Regions from separate parts of the Homo sapiens genome. Here region 2 is linked to region 1. A link is an interaction called in ENCODE POLR2A ChIA-PET data of the cell type or tissue named here. Cell type or tissue: GM12878. All regions are shown on one strand.

What was found. Peaks named below come from ENCODE experiments on the same cell type or tissue, not always from the same donor. Only the 100,000 strongest peaks of a DNase experiment are listed, where the experiment ranks them.
Region 2: POLR2A ChIA-PET joins it to region 1 with 12 read pairs; 2 of 35 experiments call an interaction of 5 or more read pairs at or near these places.

The regions. Positions count from the first base shown.
Region 1 is chr5:158,953,911-158,961,910 of GRCh38, reverse strand. All of the region lies in intron 6 of EBF1 (EBF transcription factor 1), which reads left to right. Among named protein-coding and RNA genes, the nearest start is that of EBF1, 140 kb to the left of the region's middle. RefSeq lists enhancers at 3,351-3,400, 3,431-3,500, 3,229-4,091, 7,555-7,684. In GM12878, no CTCF peak of the experiment used is centred here; DNase peaks (open chromatin) are centred at 3,490 and 7,820; H3K4me3 peaks cover 1,453 bases; H3K27ac peaks cover 6,785 bases.
Region 2 is chr5:158,838,049-158,846,048 of GRCh38, reverse strand. It overlaps EBF1 (EBF transcription factor 1), which reads left to right. Exons shown (of 16, transcript NM_024007.5): 7 at 5,939-6,020. Among named protein-coding and RNA genes, the nearest start is that of EBF1, 260 kb to the left of the region's middle. In GM12878, no CTCF peak of the experiment used is centred here; a DNase peak (open chromatin) is centred at 3,908; H3K27ac peaks cover 1,185 bases.

The sequences.
Region 1 (8,000 bases):
ATAAGACTTTCTAGGATTTCAAAATTTCATTTTTCTCTCTTCCTAAAAAAATTCGCTCTCTTTCCCTCAGAAGCTTAGATAAAGAAATAATTATTGAGAAAATAGAAATGACCTCCACTGGTCGGAGTTTTACTTAGTGGTAGGTGGTAAGCACATAATTTATCTCTTGTTCCTAAAATGATTTTTATTTTTTAGAAAATAAATTAAAAGAGTAACTTACATTCTCTGTAGAGAATTTAAAAGAATACAGACTGGAAAGAAAAAATTATCTTTTATCCAAAAATTTGGAAAAATCATCTTTTTAACATCTGTATTTTTTTCAGAATATTTTCTCTGTATATATCAGAACTGTGTATTTACAAAATTGGATTATGCTGTTTTGTGACTTGCTTTTTTCTTTTATTGTGAATATTATAGTGTATCTCATAATTTTTTAAACACATAGTTGCACAGCGTTACATCCTATGGCTATAAGTTATTTACTCTGTTGTAGAGTCTGTAGTCAGTTTTCAATTTTTTGCAATTGTTAAAATCAGCAATGAGCCACCTTGTGTATCTTTGGGTTGAATATGATTTTTTTTTCCTTTAAGCTTAATTCCTCAAAGTGTAATCTTTGAATTGAAGGAGATGATCATTTTTAAGCCTTCTGATATATGTGGCTAAATTGCCCTCCAAAAAGGTTATACTGTTTACACTTTCACTATGTGTTAAGACAGTGCAGTTCACTGGCGTCCTCAAAGGACCTCATTTAGAAACTTGTACCAACTTGGTAAACTGAAATATAGTATTTATATTTTGTGATTATTGCTGAGGTTGAATACTGAGCTCGAATATTTTTCTTTGTGTTTTTGGCCATTTATATGCATATTTTGGTGAATTGCCTATTCATTTTCTCCCTTATTTTTTTCCCTTATGGGCTTTTATTTAGGTTTCAAAAAATAAACATTTATTGTCTCACAAGAATTTCAGGTCAGATGTAGCAATCTGAAGGCTCGACCGGGGCTGGGAGATCTGTTTCCAAGGTAGTTCGTTCACAGGGCTATTGGCCTGAGGCCTCAGTTTCTTGATACAAGGCCTTTCCGGGGCTGATTGGGTATCCTGATGACATGGCAGCCAGCTTCTCCCACACTGAGTGAGCCTACAGAGAGCAAACAGGAAACTGACAGGCCTTTTTGACCTAGTCTTGGAAGTCACACATTGCACTTTTTGTCTTCTTCTATTTGTTAAGAGCAAGTCACTAACTCTAGCCCACATTCAGGAGAGAGAAACGAAGTTCCACCTCTTGAAGAATTTGTGGATATATTTAAAAACCATTAGAGAACCTATTTTTTAAAAACATTTTTCAAACATTTTCCTCCAGTTTGCCCTTCAATTTAAATTTTTTTTTACAGAGATGTACAATTTTAATATACTTAAGTCTATTAATCATTTCCAGTTTTAGAGTCTTTCTTTTGCTTTGTGCTTAACAATGTCTTCTTTACTCTAGGGTCAGATAAATCTTCACCTATATTTTCTTTTAGTTCTTTGTTGATTTCACTTTTTACATGTAACCTCTTTAGTGTTTCTATAATTTATTTTTAGAAATAAATTAGATACAGCAATTTTTTTCTGAATAACATTTATTTAAGTGGCAATTTTTGAATAAGCTCACTTTCTCTTAATGATTTAGAATGCCTCATTTATTATCAGTAAATATAGGGTAGATATTCCACTGATACTTACAATATGACTATAGCCCTTATTAAAATCTTAAAATGCTTCCATGCTGATTGGTAAATATCTGCTGCTCTAAGTGTCCCCTCCTTTCCTTCCCCCTCAGTTCAGACCCTTCTCTATCAATTTAAAGGGGCTTCTCTGGTGCATTTAAAGGAGTGAGTGTGGTATTATGTCTTCCAGACTGGAGCTCCAGGGACAATGTAGGTGTCAATTCTGCTATTTTGAATAGCCACCCTAACTAGGGATATATAGGCACATGGCTTTCTGTTCTGTTCCATTGATTGGTCGATCTAGTTTGATTCTCTTACTGCATGATTTTAATTGCTATGGCTGTATAATGTGTTTTAATTATATAATCATCCCCCATTTTCATGACTATTATTGCTTATTTATTCTTGTATATGAATGAATCATATTTTTGGTTAAAATAATGTCTTTAGAAAGTTGAGTAATGTATTAAAGACTAGGGAAGTTGACATCTCTACTAAATTGAGTCTTTCTATCTTGAAAGTATATATATATATACATACATATATATTCTTTTGTCTTAAAAGTCTTCCTATTTTGAAAGAATTATATATTATTTATGTCTTTAAAATTCTTGAACAGGCCTGGTGGCTCAGGCCGGTAATCCCAGCACTTTGGGAGGCCGAGGCAGACAGATTGCCTGAGGTCAGGAGATTCAGACAAGCTTGGTCAACATGGTGAAACCCCATCTCTACTAAAAATACAAAAATCTTCCAGGTGTGGTGGCACACTCCTGTAATCCCAGCTACTCAGGAGGCTGAGGCAGAAGAATCTCTTGAACGCTGGAGACAGAGGTTGCAGTGAGCTGAGATCAAGCCACTGCACTCCAACTAGGGTGACAGAGTAAGACTCCGTCTCAAAAAAAAAAAAAAAATTCTTAAGTAGAGCTAGAGTTTTTCTTTATATTTTTGTTTTAGTTTATTTCGATTTGTTTTATGTTTGGCATCTTTTTTTGGTGTTAGGAATAGTATATTTTCTAAAATATGGGCAAATGGTTATTACAATTATTTATTCCTCAGATATGTTAATGGTTCAGGGGTTCTTTAAGAAAGTTATTTTCCAAGCTTTGGAAAATGCAAATTCACTGAAGTCCTTTAAATAATCCCTCCTCTCACTAGAATTTTGAATTACCTTGATATGATGCACAAAAATTCTGGTCACTTACATTGTTTAAGTAGCCAGTTCAAGATGACTTGGGGACAACTTGAGTAATGTGCGAATCGTGTGGGCAATCACATATTCCTGATATCCAAAATACCAGCCTTTTCATTTTCTTTTTCTGAATGTTTCTGCTTGAAATTACCCATGGTTTAAAATATGCACGGCACATGGCATTGAACGTGGGAAGTGTTGTTAAGTTTTGAATGGGATGGTTAGAAAACGGCGTTTCTGGTTGTGTAAGAGTCTCTCATCTGGATCTGAAGCCTCTTCCGGGGAATTCCAGGCCTTCTCCCCTCTATGTCATAAAAATGACTGGGTGACTTCGCAAAGCAATAATACCAGTGGGATGTGTATATTAACCTGTCTGTGGGGGGAAAATGCTGAGAGCAACAGGCCTATAATTTAGGTAATAGCGATAGCCTATGAAAAACATGCTGCTTTTGCCTTGATGCTAATCAGGAAACCATCAGACAGTCTTCCCTGACTGAGTAAGGGCAGGGCGGGAAGGAAGTCAGCTGTCATCATGTTTTTGAAGAAGAAAAAAATGAGAGGTGAACTGAACTCTGTGATCGGAACCTCACTCTAAGGCCGCTTCCTGAATTTAAAGGTGTGGTACTCCAATCAGCACCGCAAATTGGAGGCATCTGATTTGCATGGATTAACAGGAGTGGGTCACAACCTTCTGACAGGTCAATGGCACCACTGGGGATTTGAAGAAAACTTTGATTCTCCCTCTTTTCCCCCTCTGCCATGAAGCAATCATGCTGTTCTATTGTAAAAGAGGATCCCTTACTTATAAAGCCAAGCTTGTCATTTAAATTCACTCAAGTTAGGACACCACCGAGCTCTGTCAGATGTCAGTCTCAATTCAGCAGGAGAATGTTTTTCAACAGCTTTCTAACCTCTTTGCCGGGAAACACAGAGGCTTGGATCAAGGGGGAGGGGCAGCTGACTGGGCTTGAAGGATTTTTACAGAGGCAAGATTGGAATTTTTCATTTCAGGCAGGTTTTCTTTTTCTTTACGTTTTCTTATTATTATTTTTTCCTTTTTCCCTCTAAGCCTCGTGTAAAAGATATTCCCACAAAAAGAGAGTGAAAAAAAGTCAGATTGGTTGTAAGGACCACTTCAGTTGAGGGTCTCCTTGAAGGTATTTAAACCTGGGAGTGATGTTGGCATCTTTTCTGCATTAGGGGTATTGGCTGTTTGCCAATCATTTCCCTTGAAAAATATCATGCGGCCATAAAGGAACTATGAAATGTTTGGCAGAGGAAGCGTCCATGGCAGAATAGGGACAAAGGGAAATGGAGATTTTCTGATTCAGCCTCTGGTGCCAGACCCAAATAAAAAGAAGAGGCACATGCCATGGAACTATGGCTTACCTGAAACACCCTGGGTCAAGGAGCTTTGAAATGGTAGTGGCAGAGTTGGGACCATTTTTTTCTTGAACCTTGATTAACCAAGTGCTCTGGAGATAAAATGTTCAGAGAGTTCTAATATACTCACTTGCTACGTATTGTTTTCTACATTTAGCTACAACTGTTGATTCAGCATCTCCTATAGGCCAGATATTATGCCAGACCTAATTTGCAACAAAACAGATTTGGTTCCTGCCCTCTTGGGACTTCCTGCTTAGACCTGCCTCATCAATTTTCATTTCTTATGTGACTTAATCTTTGTCATTTAAATTCCAGTATTTTCTTGCATCCATGACAGTGCTTACCATTGTATTAATAATACCTTACAGAAAAGTCTGGTAAATATCTATAATTTTATTGGCTGTTCAAGTAATGTTTAAATTTATGAAGCCTCAGTTTTCTCATCTGTAAAATGGGGATAATAATGTCTATCTCACAGGGCGCTTGTGAAGAGTGAATGGTATAATGTATAGAAAGCACTCAGCAGAGAGCTTGGCACAGAGTTCTTAGTAATTGGGAGCTGCTAGCATTTTTCATTAGAAGTGTGGCTCACGCCTGTAATCCCAGCACTTTGGGAGGCCTAGACAGGTGGATCACAGGGTCAGGAGATCGAGACCATCTTGGCTAACACGGTGAAACCCGGTCTCTACTAAAAATACAAAAAATTAGCTGGGCGTGGTGGCAGGCGCCTGTAGTCCCAGCTACTCCGGAGGCTGAGGCAGGAGAATGGTGTGAACCCGGGAGGTGGAGTTTGCAGTGAGCCCAGATCGCGCCACTGCACTCCAGCCTGGGCGACAGAGCGAGACTCCATCTCAAAAAAAAAAAAAAAAAAAAAAGAAGTGTTGGTGGCAGAGGTAGTGGGAGTGGTAGTACATGCTTAACATCTAGAACCTTCTCTTCTGGTTAATTCCATTGGAACCTTTCTATAATATTTTCAATATTTTCAACTTCTTTTTTCTTTTAGTAAGTATGTCTTTCTCAAAGAATTAATTGTTTGGATGGTTGAAGATAACTTGGAAGACCTTAAGGTCGTGATTTCATGATTTGAAACAAATTGTCAAGAGCTATTTTAGAAGGAATATCTGAAAGTGTGCGTGCGTGTGTGTGTGTGCGTGTGTGTGTGTGTGTCTATGTGTGCGTGCATTCTAAGGTACATCCTGCAATTAAGCTTCCAGTTAAAAGTCCAGTTTTGAAAACCCTCTTGAACTTCTTTTTGAGTTCTCTTTCTTTTAATGGTTACAAATGTCCTTTCAGGGAAAGTTACTCTCAGCTCTCATTCTCCTCCTGGTGAAAAACATTCAGAGACCATTAGGCTGCATCTCAGTGAAAGGAAACTGCAGCATAGAACTTGATCTGAAAAGCCTGTGACACACCGTGTCGCTCCAAAGTAGAAGCCTCCTTGGTACTACAAGACTGTGGACTGGAGTGTGTTGCTGGAGTTTGACATGGGTTCAAATCTTGCCTTTGCCATTTATTAGCTTTGTGACCTTGGGCAAATTTCTAAATCTGAAAGACACACACACACACACACACACACACACACACACACACACACACACACATTTATATTTATTTAATTAATGCAGTATCTGGCATATTCAAGCAGGAGCTTGTAACAAATAAGTAACAACTGTAAGAAATAAGTATTTGTTGCATAAACAAAGCAATGGCCTGCAGGTACTCCTCCTTTGGTAAGCCATTGCTAAGCAACTCTTTGCTACTCTTCCTTTCAGCTGCTGGCTGAACCTGCAGCATCTTCTTGTGACTCCCCTCAATGGTAGCACACTTCTACTCTTTGAGGGTTGATCTGAGTTTCGGAAACAGCCAGCAGTAATTTGATAACGAGGCTGGTGTAAAACATCAGTCGATTAAAGATCATTTTAGATCAGAAATGATGCGTCCCTGTAAGGGAACTACTATATTGAGATGAACTCAAAACATTCTGCCTGGATTTCCAAGAAGAGCTGCAAATGCTCTCAAGCAGTCTTCCAAAGTGACAATTAAGAATGGGATGGAATTCATTTTGATGTCCAGCTCTGGTCTAAAAGTCAGTCACATTCCAGGTCTCACTCTGGCCCCTGTGCTCTGGAAAGAGAGGAGCAGTGAGATATGGCCATTGTTGATATGAAAAGCAGAAGGTGGAGGTCCCAGGCTGCTGAGTTAGCCCTCAGTTTGAATCCTGCGTCTGCTGTTTTTTAGCTCTAAGTCCTGAGGCCTCTAATATACATCTACTCTGCAATTACTTCTCTCTCTCTCTCTTTTTTTTTTAGATGGAGTTTCGCTCTTGTTGCCCATTCTGGAGTGCAGTGGTGCAATCTCGGCTCACTACAACCCCTGCCTCCCGGATTCAAGCGATTCTCTTGCCTCAGACTCCCAAGTAGCTGGGATTACAGGTGCCCGCCACCACTCCCGGCTGATTTTTGTATTTTTAGTAGAGATGGGGTTTCACCATGTTGGCCAGGCTGGTCTTGAACTCCTGACCTCGTGATCCGCCCTCCTCGGCCTCCCAAAGTGCTGGGATTACAGGCGTGAGCCACTGCGCCCGGCCCAATTACTTCTCTGTAATTTTTTTCCCCTGAGGATTGGTGGGGAAAAAAAATGCTTGGCACATAACACTCCATGTTAAGTTTCAGGATTATTTCTTCTTTTTACATTATTTTAGTTTTTTGTTCATATGTACTCAGGGCTCACACTTTGCTTGGCTCCGTAAGTCCTAGAGAAAAATGGTATGAGAAATGAATTCACATGAAGCATTAGTGCCTTAGTCTCTTACTGTTTTTACCTTTCCCGTGAATATTTGTGCTTACAAAATGGTGTCCAGAAAGGCAGTGCCTCAGCGAGATAAATATGTTTCTAATCTTAGCATCTTGGGCAGAGTGAGGCTGGCATCTGAGGTCAGGGAGGCCACAGGGCCACGCTACTGACCGCATTGGTAACAGACTCCATTAGGTTGACAGAAAGGTTAAGGTTCCTGGAATCTGTCTCTAAATTCTCCGTACCCCCTCATTAGGTTAGAAGCCAATGCCAATACAAGTAACCAATACCAAACCCTCTCTTGCTTACAGAGGCATTATTAAGTTGGGGGCACCCTAAGAACAATTCATTGCAAATAATTGTTGGCACATTTATTCTCATGGCACAACTTTCAAAAGCAAATTAATTATAAACTGGTTGCAATTTAATTCAGTTTGTCTGGATTATGTGTTTGCAAGGCCTAGAGTACATTTGGCACCGTTGCTGGCACATTTGGATTTTAATGTCTTTGACAAGCCACAGCTTCCTTGGCCTGGGTAAACGGCCTACTGCCATACTGTCATTTAACTAGATTGCGTCAGAGTGACTCTTTAGCTTCGCGGTGGGTCTTCAGTTTACAACCTCCACGCCACCCCATCAGCCGCACGGGCATAGATCTCAACATGTATCAGGAAACTGGAAGAAAGCTGTGAACAGAATACTCTGAGAAAATGATGGTTAATCGTGTAGAAAAGTTTAACTATTTGCATCAGCACAATATTACACAGGCACATACGACTTTCAGTTCCCTAAACCTGAGAAAAGGTTTAACAACATTGTGTGAAATCTGACATCTTGCTATTCATATAAATGTGAAAGGCAGATTGGGAAAAATACAGTAAAATCCCCGCTTTTGTGCAGAGAATGGTGCATATTTTTCCCCTAAT
Region 2 (8,000 bases), 120 kb after region 1:
TCTCAGTTTAGGTGTGCCTTGATGCATTTCCTGTCTAGCATGGACATTATGAGAGCAGCTGCAAAAATCCAAACGTGATTTTTCAGAATTTGGGTTGGGGGAGGTAAAAACTCAACCTGCTCAGCCCAGATTGATTGCAATGCTTTACATAATAATTAATGATGTACAAGCTGTTGCCTAATGGGCAGTTTTACTGTGTGTGCCCTTCAGTTCTGACTGGCTGGAGTTCTCCACGATTTAAGGCACTACCCCTTTCCTTTATGTGTCTTAGCCTTTGGGTAAAGCTGCTGTAGTCATTATTATCTTTCTTTGGTGGTTATTTCTTCTTCTTTTTTTTTTTTTTCTTTTTGTAGGTCATTCAATGAAACCTATAGTTCTCATTGGGTACATAGGTCTTTGCTTCTTTTCTTGACCTTAACATTTAAAGAGTGAAGAATACTTTTTGTATCTGAAAATCTCAACATCTCTGAGTGCTAGGCAGTGAGCAGTTGCCAGGGATAAATGATGAAGAAAATAATTATCACTTCCTCTATGGCAGGTACTATTTCAACACTCCACATATGTTAACTCATTTAATTCTCTTAACTCTTTAAAGTAGGTTCCGATGTTCCTCCCATCTTACAGATGAGAAAATTGAGGCACAGAGAGGTTAAATAATTTATCTAAAGTCACCCAATTAATTAAGGAGTAAAGCTAAAATTACGGTGAAAGCTGCACAGTGATCCTAGGAGAGAGGTACTATTATTCTCATGTTTTAATGAGGCCACTGAGGTTCAGGAATTGTTGAAATTCACTCAGGCTTCTCTTAGCTCCAATGCAAGCTCTTGCCCAGTATATTCTACTGCTGTCTTTACTGTAAAAACACCCTTATTTCTATCCCTTGCAGACCCTAGACTCCATTTAGTTGAGCAAGTATTTACTGAAAAACCACTGGGTTCTAGGTCTTACGCCGGGCACTATGCATGCAGGGATGATTTTTTAAAAATTTTATATCCTTATGTAGGTGAGTCAGATCCTGCTGACTAATTGAATTAATTTTCCTTTTGGGGGAGTCCAGAAGTGCCTTTTGGTCTTGAGTACCGTGCTGGTCACATGAAAGCTACTCAAACTAGATACTAATATCTGTTGGTTGGTAAAAGGTGATACAGGTATGTCATTGAACAAGCAATTTTGTTCTACAAATGTTTGTATTGGGTTCAGTTAGTTCCGTGATGGGCTAATGTCCTACACTGGCCTGATTGATGAACCCAAATAAAACTTTTAATAGGATGTCACCTTTTGGTTTTATGACTGTCACTTTCCCATTTGAGGTAGTAGACTAAACAGTTTAAGAGCGCAGGCATTCAGCTCTTACAGGATTGGCTTGAGAAGCTAATATTATGTTGGGAAAATTATATAACTAGACATCAGGACATATGGATTATAGTTCCAGCTCTGATATTCATTACTAACTATGTGAATATTGTCATGTCTTCTGATGCCTAATTTTTCTCATAGGCAAAATGAGGAGGTTAGACTAAGTGATGATTAAGATCACTTATAAAATCCTAGAGTTCATGGAAAACACATACCATGACTAGTCCTTTCGGTCAATTTACGAGATTGGTTGTTGACTGTAGATAAATCCCTTAATTTTGTTGTCTTTGTTTTTCTTGCCTTTCAAATGGCTTTGATAATTCCTGGTGCACCTAATTTATAGAAATTCCGTGAGGATTTAGTGAGATATTGGGAATATAAGTGCTCTGAATAATTAACGCATTACATGAACACAAGATGATATTATTTGTACTGAAAGTTAACAGAAAGATGTCGAGTTTCTCGTTACCTCCTTCCTTCCCCCTCAAAAAAAAAAAAAAAAAAGGCTTGAGTTAAAAAGGAGTTTGATCCTGGTCAGGCTGTTTCCTGGAGTTTATGGAACTCCTTGGAACTCTACAGGGTCAATAGGGGCTTTGTCCTGCTGTGGGTCAGTTTCCCACAGTTGGGGTAAGGCTGCCACACTTTTTCTCCTGACAACACTTTATCAAACACACCCGCCTCACAAAATGCAGCAATTCATTAGACAAAAGTGAGGTTTTGAGTTACAATAACCTCTGCTTTGTTAAAAGCCCCCTCGGAATCTGAGATCTTCTCCGTAGGCCAGCAGACGTGCACATGTCCCCCGGTTTACAAAGGCCTTATAAACTTAGCCTGATAAGTCATCCCCCAAATTCGTGTGCCATGTCTGTCTCTCAGTGGGGATATTTTTAACTCCTCCTTCTAACTCCTCTCAGTTCCTTTAAGGAACTGTAATCCGAAAGGGTCAGGCACTTGGCTTTTACTTAGGGGAAAACTTTGAAAGAATTTCTGAGGCTCCCTCTGGGGTAGGGCTGGCTTTCCCCAAAAGAACTGGCCCTTCAGAGCGTCTTTTCCACATAAGGGCTTGTGTGAGGCCTCAGGCACCAGTTGATGGCCGTGTCTTCCCCACGACAGATGGTCAAGCTTTCAATTTCAGCAAGTGATCCACTGTTGAGGGGGCAGGCGGGGGACTCTGCCAGCATGCCAAGTGACAGGCCAGCTTAGGGTAACAGGGATCTGGTGTGTGCCCGGCATAGCTTTTGTGCTAACGATGGGCTGCTGACAGGCGCCCTGCCCCAGCTCATCTTTGAGGCAGAAGATCCTCTGCTCCCTTGATTCTGTTTCTCCCTGGCATAGCTGGTGTCCTGTTTGCCTGTCTTTCAAAATTCATTTTGGCACCAGATGGACCCCCTCATGGTGGCTAGCAGTTGTCTGACTTGAAGAAGCCAGAGGGTGTGCTGACAGCTCCTTCTAGCACAACCTGAATCTGGCTGTCTTGTCTGGGCTCAAATGGCTTAAACACACATGGGCAGCAAATATTACCAACCCTGGGGAAGCAAGCAGGGGGCCCTCTTAAGGGAGAATGGCAATGACGTCTACCTCCATAATGTTCATGTTGCTGTTGTGGAAATCATGATACTAATAATTATTCTTAGTAGTTCGATTAATCTTATTTACTCTTATTAGCAAAATTGCTGTTACAGTACGATTGCTATCAATAGTACAATTAGTATTAACATCATTACTGCACTACTTCTGTCATTACTAAAACTACTACATCATGGTGGTTAAGAGTACAGTCTCTGGAGCTACACTGTCTGAATTTGAGTTCTAGATTCACACTTCCTAGCTTTGGACAAGTTATTTCACTTCTCTGAATCTCAGTTTTCTCATCTATAAAATGGGATTAATAGCAGAGGTTACTTAGGAGGATTGTATGAGAAAACAGATTTGTTCTTAGCAGTGAACTGAGCACAAGGTAAGCACCCAATACACGGAAGCCATTCTTATGATGACTGCCACCATCAGCATACCTACCATGTATCTGTTACTCTGCCTTATCGCAATTTTCACAGTTTCCCTATACAGTAAGGCCTGTTATTGCACCAGTTTATAGATAAGGAAAGTGTGGTGCAGAGAAGTTCAGCTCCTTATCCAAAGTCACACAGGTAGTACCTGTCAGAGTCAGGATATGAATCTCATTATTCTGGGTGTTTCTAATGGCTGTGGCCTTTCACCATATCACACCCACTCTTGTTGTCAGTTTAGTGATAATCAGCCCTCTCCTGGGGCTTGAAGTAGCTTTGAAATATGCCCTTCTAACTGACTGTTCTTGAAAGCAGCAGCCAGTTTTCATGTCTTCAGTGTCTATGGATATAGGATTGAACCCTAGCAAGATTCAAGGATCACAACAGTCAGCTCCACTGTATTAAATGGTTTCTGAAAGCCATGTGTGATCAGCAGGGCTACCCAGCACTTGCCTTCTGGGAGCTCAGACCAACAAGACAGTGCAAAGGCACTTAGGATTTGGGCCACTCCCTTAACCCCCCTTCCTTTACCAAATCTGTCATATTGAAAGTGGGCAAGAGTCAATGACTGGCTGATTGTCCTGTGCAAGGACAGTGTGGGTCTTGGTACCGGAAAAGGAGAGCTCAAAATCAGATTTTGTTTCACACAGCTGGGCTTCAGTGGTGTTCTGTAAGCCATTTGTCTTGGACGAAAGGTTGATCAACTTTGGCTTCTGTGGAGAGAATCTGGAAGTAGCGGCAAGTGATTATTTAGAGGCCTGCTTTCATTGATGGGCAGTCAAATGTTGTGTGGTGTTAAACAGTCATTTTAGGACGATGTTTGCATTTTTAAATGTTACTCTTTTGGTTGAAAAGGCCATTGTTTGTCTCTAAAGAATGATTCCCACAACATACTCCCATCTTGGCAGATTCTAAGAGACCAAGGAGCAGAGGGATTCATCTGGGACTTCTCTCAGTTTCATATTCAGAAATTGGCTGAACTCTGTATGTCTTCGTGCAGTGCTGTTGTTATAGAGGATCCCAGTGTTACATGATTGACAGACATTGCAGTCAGAGCCAAATTCAGACTGAGGCATCATAGGGTGATAGTTCTTCATAATCTATTTGTGTTGAGATGGGGATTTTACTCCAGTGTGGACTTGAAGTGGAAGAAAGGGGAAGAGAATTGAATTACAACAAGAATTCAGTTGACCAGCATTTTAATGCATTTTGATATTTTTAGGAAACATTTCGGCCTGAAATCCACAGGCACATCACATCTAGGCCTAGTAGTAAAAGAGATTGCAAAACTTAGGTATCTTTGGAAATACTTCTTTTCCCAAACCTGGGCAGGTAGAAGGTTTAATTACAGGTGGTAGACATGAATGCCCCAATATGACACTTTTAGTAGCTGCTGCTTTTCCATGATAGACTTTAACAACTGTGATGGTTACATAAGAAATAACTCAGAAAGTTATAGGGTGACCATATAATTTATCACCCATACCAAGACATTTTTGAGAGTTAAAGTAGGTACTATTAATATATACACCAGTACAGCTGGTATAAACTGGGATTTTTCTTGGCAAATTGGGACCTTTGGTCACCTTAGCAAGTAAAACCCATGAATCTCACTACAGAACCAATTCAGAAACCAAGGTGGCAGTGAGGCAGGAAAATCTTTATTCAATCACAGCTAGCTCTTGTCTACAGCAGACAGTTTAAGAAAAACAGGAGGGCCTGGCGCGGTGGCTCACGCCTGTAATCCCAGCACTTTGGGAGGCCGAGGCGGGCGGATCACGAGGTCAGGAGATCGAGACCATCCCGGCTAAAACGGTGAAACCCCGTCTCTACTAAAAATACAAAAAATTAGCCGGGCGTAGTGGCGGGCGCCTGTAGTCCCAGCTACTTGGGAGGCTGAGGCAGGAGAATGGCGTGAACCCGGGAGGCGGAGCTTGCAGTGAGCCGAGATCCCGCCACTGCACTCCAGCCTGGGCGACAGAGCGAGACTCCGTCTCAAAAAAAAAAAAAAAACAAAAAAAAAAAAAAAAAAAAAAAAAAACAGGAGGTATTTGAGAAGTCAAAGGAGTTTAGTTAGTTTGTGAATTTTACTTATTTCTCATGGGTAGTACTAATTAAAACATTTTACTTGAGAGGCTAAGATAAAAAGTGGTTACCAAATCCTTGTATTCATCCAGCATGTATTTGCCAGTTCATCATCTGTGAGTTTATAGGGCTTAAACTGCATGTTGTCGTTGGGGACCATGAGTAATTCTCAGACAATTATATCCAATTGGAACCTAACTTAAATTATGATGAAAGCTTTCCCTCTGTATGAGTGAAAATACTTCCTTGGGGCTTAATTCTTCTGTGAGATCTGTTGGCAGTGCCAACAGTGTTTGTGTCATAAGGAAGGTCCAGCGTGGAAACAAAACAAAGGCTAAAGCCACAAATGAAATATTGGCTCTAACACCATGCTGAATATTTCAGAAAACATGTAAAGAGAATCGAATGCACAACCCAGGGGTGACTTACCTCTTTTTTCCCTCCCGTGTCAGAAACCGAAATGCTAACCATGATGATTTGTTTCTTCACAGGTTCTTCTTGAAATTTTTCCTCAAATGTAACCAAAATTGCCTAAAGAATGCGGGAAACCCACGTGACATGCGGAGATTCCAGGTGGGTCTGACTTATCTTTCTTGAATCTCAATAATGGCATGAATATCAGGAGAGGATAAAAAAGTCTTAGGCAGAAGATACGTAGCTTTTTTTCCCAGAGGTGAAGAGCAGCTGAGGCCCTTGGTCCCCCAGGTATCTGCAATCTAGCAGTTGTTTAGATTAGAGAAGAGTGGGAACTGTACCACCTGTGCTCACTGGTGGAAACAATGGTGTTCTTTGAGTCTAGTTTTGGCTGCCTGAGTGGACTCACTTGCCTAAACCCCCACAGATTAAGTAAAGTACATAGAAATGATGAATCCTTTGTCTAAAATTTTGTATGTAGAAAACCAGTAAATAAGAGTAAAGAGGCTGAGCGCAGTGGCTCATGCCTGTAATCCCAGCACTTTGGGAGGCTAAGGTAGGCAGATTGTTTGAGTTTAAGAGTTCAAGACCAGCCTGGCCAACATGGTAAAACTTCAACCCTACAGAAAAATACAAAAATTAGCTGGATGTGGTGAATTTGCCTGTTGTCCCAGCTACTCGGGAGGCTAAGGTAGGAAGATCACTTGAACCCGGGAGTTGGAGGTTGCAGCTGAGGTCATGCCACTGCACTCCAGCCTGGATAACGGAGTAAGATCCTATACCCCCCACCAAAACAAAACAAAAACAAACAAACAAACAAAAAACAGTAAAGAGTACAACTGGTAAAACTGCTCTGCTTTACAGTAATGGCTTTCTCTTCCTTTGCTTCTCTCTGCTCACCTCTTCCAATTTTGGAAATTGTTAGTGGTAGCTGCCTATTATAAATGGCCCTGTTAAGAAGCATAACATCTCTAAAATGATATGGATAACAATTCTGTTTCAGAAATGTCCTTAATTATACATTTACTAAAGGAAGAGGACTCACAAACAAATTCATTTACTTCTAAGACACAAAATGGTACTTGGATTTTAGAAAAGGTTGTTGAGTCTAGACGTGGTGCTTCTCTGACTTAAAAGTGCTGAAAATCCCCTGAGGATCTTATTAAAATGTTAATAGAGGTCTGGGGTGGGACTGGAATTCTGCATTCCTAACAAGCTCCTGTATGATGCCAAGGCCACCGCCCACACTTTGAGTTGCAAAGTTTTAGACCCTTGTGCTGCTCTCCACCGAATGGCTAAGTTATTTGTATGGTCAATGTTAGTTTCCCTGTCAGAGCAACGATCCATTTATGTATGCTCATATGGTCCATCAAGGAAACAGCATGGTGTTTAAAGTATGCTCTTAAGTATATTTAGTCAGCTTTAAGTGTAGATTGAAATGTATGATCTCTGAGAGAATCTTGAAAAATTTTAGCTGCACCTTCATTCTCTGATGGGAAAAAGGAAAGATGATCTTGAGCATTGATTGGAGATGTCAATATCTCTTAGTCTCCAAGATGATTTCTTTTAAGGAGGTGAGACTTATTAGTCTTATTAAAGAACAAATGCGGTAGAAAAAAGTAATCTCTCCTGAGATTCTGAGGTATTTCTCTAAAATCATCTTGGCTTCACCACCTTTTGGCTTGACACACAGGAATGGGGATGTTTCTTTTTTTCTTTTCTTTCGTTTTTTTTTTTTTTTTGAGATGGAGTCTTGCTCTGTTGCCCAGGCTGGAGTGCAGTGGCACAATCTTGGCTCACTGCAAGCTCTGCCTCCCGGGTTCATGCCATTCTCCTGCCTCAGCCTCTGGAGTAGCTGGGACTACAGGCACCCACCACCATGCCCGGCTAATTTTTTTGTATTTTTAGTGGAGACAGGGTTTCACTGTGTTAGCCAGGATGGTCTTGATCTCCTGACCTTGTGATCTGCTTGTCTCGGCCTCCCAAAGTGCTGGAATTACAGGCGTGAGCCACTGCGCCTGGCCAGGAATGGGGAGGTTTCTAGTTTCTTGCAAAATGTTTCCTCCGGTCATCTGACTTCAAACTTGGTGTTCTCATTCCCATAGAGGATTTTTTGTGTTATGTTTGAGTCAACTTTGC